Linked DNA regions of Homo sapiens: region 1 is linked to region 2. A link is a contact called in ENCODE Hi-C or POLR2A ChIA-PET data. All regions are on one chromosome and are shown on one strand. The core of a region is the stretch at or near the end of the contact, and the rest is flanking DNA. Distances in the headings are between cores, read along the strand shown. Region 1 overlaps RARB (retinoic acid receptor beta). Region 2 overlaps RARB (retinoic acid receptor beta).

Region 1 (3,260 bases), core at 162-2,661, 85 kb after region 2:
TCATGTAATTCTTGTGCCTCAGCCTCCAGAGTAGCTGGGATTACAGAGGCTCACCACCATGCCCGGCTAATTTTTTTGTATTTTTAGTAGAGACAGGGTTTCACTGTGTTGCCCAGGCTGGTCTCAAACTCCTGACCTCAAGTGATCTACCCACCTCAGCCTCCCAAAGTGCTGGGATTACAGGTGTGGGCCACTGTGCCCGGCCTGTAATTATAGAATATTTGATGTGGGAGCGAATACAGGTGAAGATACTGAAAACCGTGTAGCTTTAAATATGTGCAAGAACTTCATTGTTTAGAGAAGCAAAGGGTAGTTGAAAGGATGCTGGGAATTAGAATTAAGACCCATGGGTGTATACCAGCTGTGTGACCTCAGGCAGGTCTCTTACCCTCTCTCAATCTCAGGAAACTGAATCAGAATATGATTCCTGTCCTATCTGCTGCATGGGATAACCTGAAGTCTTGGGGCTGTTGCCATTAGTAAAGCCCCTCATGACCATGAACTACCACAGCACCACTGATATCCTCCCCAGCTTTCCTCTCAGGTGGCTAACAGCAAAAGCAGTCTTGCTGAGGAGGCCACAGGGTGGACAGGAGTTGGTTGGGAGAAGGGACATGACGGATCTGGAGGAAGGCAGGCCACAGAGTCCCAAATAAGGCAGAGGAGAGATGGAAGGTGCCAGATGAGCAAAGAAAGGCAGCTGCTGGGAGGACGGGGAAGGGGAAGGGCAACTTTGTCTCTGTGGCGATTTAGCTTGGGCTCAGCACTGCTGGAAGACCCTGATGGCCTCACCTTGAGCTGACTGAGGAAGGAAGGGGGCCAGGCGTCCTTTCTAACACCCCAGTTCAGTTTTCTCCATGGAGTTGGGTTCCAGGATACCAGGATACTCTCCCATTCTCTGATTACACATGTCTCGGCATCTCTGGGCAAATGAGCCACCTGGCTCCCGGTTTAAGTAGCCAAGAAAGGTGGATATTTATTTTAGAAACCATGCTTGCAAACTTTATTTTTAAGGCTGTGACATAATATTTGGAGCTGCACTTCTAAGCTGTGGTGTTCTAAACAATTCAAAATGAATAGAGTCTCTACTTTTAACTTTTCTCCTGAAGTATAATCAAGGCTGTAGCTATAATAAAACACAGCTGTGGCAGCAGCAACAGCGGCAACCAAACTGTGTCACCAAAAGAAGCAGTAGCAGACAACCACTCTCATTCGGCACTTACTATGTGCCAAGCACGGTGCTAAATGCATTACCCCATGAGTCCAATCCACAAAACAATCCTGCAACATTTCTGTGATAATCTCCACGCAATGGGTTAGTTCATTTCACGTGAAGCAAAATTTTGCCATGTGCCCAAGTTGAGATAGCTAGAGGCGAGGGCTGCATTTGACCTCAGCTCAGGCTAACTTCAAAGCCCTTTGTTCTTTGCCCTGTGCTGTTCTATTGTGTAATGGAAATTTCTCATTTTTCTAAGGTGAGAATGTACTGAGTGTCCCCTCTCCAGGAGACAGGCAGTGGGGAGAAATATATTAGTAAAGCTGAAGGAATTTTAATACTTCCTTTTCAGTCTGAGTGTTAATGGGCTTTGAGTCCCACAGTGGCACTGACATCACCGGGCTGCTGGTACCCAAACATAATTTTTTTTTTTTTTAAATCTCCTAAACAGATGCAGGCAAATATTCATATTTGGCAAGTAGAAAGGGGCAGCAGATTTTTATTTTCCAGCTTCTAGGACATTTTTAGGTATAAAAGTAGGAAGTTTCCAGCCTTTCACTTACTTTTGGGGGGCTCTTCAGGGATTTGTGTGCCACAGAGCAAGAAGAGAAGGTGGGGGTTAATGGTAGTTTCTGGTGAACAGAACAAAATGATCACAGTGAACCCTGGAAGCAAAGTAACAGGCTGGGATCTAACACGGGAACAAATGAAGAAATAAACTAAAATTAGAAAGACATTAAGTGCCCTGATGATGATTTTTATGTAATTTCCCAACTACACAGTGCAACCTACAATATGAATTTCCCTGTTATTAAGCCAGTAAAATCCAGCAGTAGAACCAATGAGCACATCAATATAATTTGTGCACAAGCAAAGGTGATTCTAACTGAGGTTAAGTGCCTTTAGTCCAAAAGGTTTGTTTTAATCTAAGTTTAACAGTAAAGGGGAAATGAGAGAAACACAGAGCAACAAAATCCTCCCACAGAAGTATCTAAGTGTCCATACAAAGCACATTCATTCCATCCAATCGACCCATGGGGACGTTCATGTCTAAAGTATAAATTGGAATTTAGAGACTTTATGAAAAGCTGTTTTTAAGCTCAATATGCCCCAAATGAGAAGGTGTCAATGAGTGCTTAGGGACTTTTAAATTCAGAGATTATTCAATTGCTCTATTCTACAAATACACTTATGAAACTGTCATAGGAAAAAAATGCTGTGAAATAAACATTAAAAAGCATTCTCAAACAAAATCAAAGACATGTTTTGCCCATCACTCAAGGGCATGGGCACATAAACATAACCTCAAAGAGCAATACAAAGAGGCTCCCTGTGTGAATTCACGGCCAGTGGTTTTCAGAAAGAAAGGAGCTGGAATGAGGGGGTGGCAGCAACAGTACCTTCCATGGTGTTTCTGTTACAGACACAGGGTAGGGGCACCCAGTCTTGGAGGAGGCCAATGACCCATGGGAACCTAGCCTAACCTCAGGGGCATCCAGGGTATACTACTCTCCCTTCCTCACAGCACCCGAGTCATAATTCTGGCCTACTTCTTGTCTTCCATTTTCCTTCTGACCTCCTGACCCCAGTGTCTCCCCTATCCCTGGACCCCCTTCTTTGATAGCTAAGGTTTGGCAAAAGTAAGGTCCAAACCCCAATACATGTCCATCTTTGCTTCTCCCTCTTAACTGGGCTTCTGTCATGCACAACTCCCCAAGACACCTGCTCAGCTCAGCCTTTTTCACTGGCAAAAGCCCTAGAAGATCTAATGTCTTCTGGGGGAGGGAACTGGGAAGAGGAAGCAGCTTATGGAAACACTGCTGTCTAAACAGGATTAAAAGCATCAATTCTCATGTCACGCCTGGGCTGTTAGTCAATACCAATGTTTCTCTCATCCAGGTAGAAAACACAGCCTCCAAGAAGTTGAGTAACTTGTTCTGGGCCCCTAGCAGATAAACGAATGACTGCGATTTGAATACACACCTAGAATTGTTTTGCCTCTGACAACTTTTCAGAAAGTAAAGCCAGGGAGAAGATGGGTTTG
Region 2 (3,038 bases), core at 272-2,771:
AGCCTCATTTTTAAAAATCAAAGATACCGTATTCACAACCACACTGGTATCTGCTGTTTACTTCTACTCTTAATTCCATGCAAGGATGAATTCAGAATGCTCATCTAGGAGACCTCTTAGAAGGAGCTCGAGTTAAGACTGCTTGTCAAACAAGTTCCCTGTGCTTTTAAGCACTTTCTGAAATACAGAGTTTATTCCTTGGCTAGCAAACATCTTCAGAGACAGAGTAAGTAGTCTGATGGGGAAAGGAGAATGACAATAGCCCATTTGGTACCAGGGATAGCTGCTGAGTTGTCTCTCTACATAGAAAAACCTTACTGTTAAACACTCAACTGTGATATGGATCTAGGCACCTCTATTAATTGCTTGAGTTGCTACATAAACAGAAAATCACTAGGCAAAGAATATACCTCTTAGGCAAGAATTCCTTTGCTTAGAAGTGTGCAGAAGAAAATCTGCCTATATACAAAAGAGCAATGGCTAAAGTGATTGAGAGAAACTTAACAAAGGTTTAGATATTCAAGAAAAACTGGAGTCAAGGTAACATAAACCAGAGATGTGTAGAAAGCTGGAATTAAATGTATGAACCTAGAGAATTAGCCTGTTTTAGTACATTCTCTTGAAAACAATGTTTTTCTAATCAGTCATGAATTTTAAAGCTCTCAATCGTTAAGATAATTGAATAGGGTAAGATTTGAGGTGTTTTTTTTTTTTTTTTAGAGGGGGGAGGGATAGTATTTCCTTTTGATTTCAATGAGAAATGAGTTCCAAGACTTTAAAAGCAGCCATTAAACATCCTGAATTGAATAAAGCAACACAACCTGGTAAGGCCCTCAAGTCCACTGTGTGACTACAGTACTGAGAGCACGAAGACATACCTTTAGCACTGATGCTACGGAGATCTGTGATTTTCATTAAGATCTTTGGAAACATGTGAGGCTTGCTGGGTCGTCTTTTTCTGATATAAATTTTTAGTGCTTCCAGCAATGGTTCTTGTAGCTTATCTACTTTTGTCGGTTCCTCAAGGTCCTGGCGGTCTGGATACCAGGAATAAAGTATTAAACAAAATCAGGATTTATGCCCTTTTCCCCTCTTCCTTGTTTCCTTATTCCTACTGTTATGAGTTCATTAATTTGGTAATTCAATTACATACACAAATTTGCAGACTTATGCAGTTGCTTTAAGCAGTGATACTTGAAAAACAAAAAAAAACTGCCCCCCCTTGGTAGTATAAACATTTTGATGCCTGGTTGCTTTTGTCCCAGGGAAAGAATTACCTCCTTTGACCAGAAGGTGTCACTACCAAACTGAATTAAAACAAATCTTGAGCAGGATGGTTATTTTAGCATAAAATAAATCTGCTCCTTAATTAAAACCATTACTTTTTAACCACTTACGATTCAGCCTCCTATAGGCCAGTAGGGGTCACTACAAAGAAGAAAGCTAAATTTTATCCCAGTCCTGCAAGGGTTGGTGGGAGGGCCCAGCCAAATACTTGTATGCCTACCCACTAGATAACAAACAGCACATACAAGTCCCTTGTCATCATTCAAATGTCCCCAGACAATTCATTTTATAATAGTGTGATCCTGCCTTTAAGAAAAAAAATCTGTGGCAATTGGAGTAATAGCTTTTTGGGATTTCTTTCTGAGCAGAAGGATCCCAAATACCATTAGTTAATTTGTAACAACATGGAAAAATACAATGAAACCAGGCATGTATGCCTGGCTTTATTCACATGTTTTCCCATGTAAAACAACTCCAAAAGGGAAATGAGGAATTTTTCACAAATTACAAGTATAAACTGTTCTTCATGGAATTTCATGAGGCTTTTCTACATAGTTGGTACCTCCACAGATTAAGCAGATGGCACTGAGAAGGCCTGTTTCTGTGTCATCCATTTCCAAAGGCAGGAGCTGGTTGGCAAAGGTGAACACAAGGTCAGTCAGAGGACCAAATCCAGCATTGTGCATCTGAGTTCGATTTAGGGTAAGGCCGTCTGAGAAAGTCATGGTGTCTTGTTCTGGGGTATACCTGGTGCAAATTCTAAGAATCTGGAAGGAAAAAAAAATTGATGGATGTTCTAAGCCATCCTGTCCTGAAATCATCAATCAGATGTAAGCAGGAAATAACATGAAGATTTCCAAGGAGCTCTTGGGGCAGTCTGTCCCCCTTTCACATGTTGAATGTCTTCTTTAGCTCTTTCATTAAGAGACTACAGAAGTCAAAACCCAGGGGCTAAAGTTTTTTAGGAAACACTAAACAGGACATAAGAAATTTTGAGAAATATCTTTTTAAAAGTAATTCATTACTTGACTCAAATAAACATTTACTGAGTGCCTAATTATGTCCCAGGCACTGTGCCAGGTGCTGGAGATAAAAAAAAAAAAAGATGAATAAGATTCTATTTTTTAAGAGCTTACAGTCTGCAATAAATGACAATTTATTAAATGCATAGTATATATCAAGTTTTGTACATACCCTACATTCAATCTTTCAAACAGCTTGGTAAAGTGAATATTATTCTTATTTTACAAATGAAGGACTTAAGGCTCAGAAAGGTTAGGTGATGTGCCCAATGTCACATAGTTAACATGTAACTGAATCTGACTCAAACCCAAGTTAGGCTCTCTCTCCCATGATGCCTCTGATCACACGGTTACACAGGCAGCTGTAATACAAGGGACATGAGTGAAACCAGCAAGGTACTAGGGAGTTCAGAAAAAGGAAAGCTCAGAAATAGCCAGGAGGAAATCAAGGGCAGATCCATAAAGAGGTAGCATTTCAACCGAACCCTAAAGTGTAGGCAGGATTTCTACAGGCAAAAAGCCTGAGTCACTCTGCCAGAGTCTCCCAGTCCCACCCAGTGTATGCTTGACACATAACCCTGTTGGCCCCCTGGGGCGCTAGCTACTAAGGAGACTCTTGCTCACTGCCCTGTGCCTCTAGGCCTCACTCAGAGCAAAACAAACTAAAAATGCCTTGCTTCTGTAGATACTCAATCCTGGTTCATGTTTCCACTGCCCTATTAAGCCTAA

The links. Hi-C counts contacts between places; a loop is a spot of excess contacts on that map. ChIA-PET counts read pairs that join two places held with the same protein, here RNA polymerase II (POLR2A). Pooled maps may share reads with other maps.
Region 1: a map of endothelial cell of umbilical vein shows a loop between it and region 2 (3-fold over the local background). The contact joins two enhancer-like sites. A Hi-C loop is called at or near these places in 9 of 168 maps with a recorded cell type or tissue (Right ventricle myocardium inferior, Right ventricle myocardium superior, ascending aorta and 5 more) and 5 of 50 pooled maps. POLR2A ChIA-PET finds 5 or more read pairs at or near these places in 1 of 52 experiments (WTC11).

What each region holds. Positions count from the first base shown.
Region 1 is chr3:25,507,287-25,510,546 of GRCh38, reverse strand. The region is part of intron 3 of RARB (retinoic acid receptor beta); the gene reads right to left. Among named protein-coding and RNA genes, the nearest start is that of RARB, 81 kb to the right of the region's middle. Within about 2 kb of position 1,411, at least 5 of the 41 ENCODE cell types and tissues checked have a DNase peak (open chromatin) inside an H3K27ac peak, as active enhancers do.
Region 2 is chr3:25,592,519-25,595,556 of GRCh38, reverse strand. It overlaps RARB (retinoic acid receptor beta), which reads right to left. Exons shown (of 8, transcript NM_000965.5): 6 at 1,850-2,054; 7 at 879-1,037. Among named protein-coding and RNA genes, the nearest start is that of TOP2B, 71 kb to the left of the region's middle. Within about 2 kb of position 1,521, at least 3 of the 41 ENCODE cell types and tissues checked have a DNase peak (open chromatin) inside an H3K27ac peak, as active enhancers do.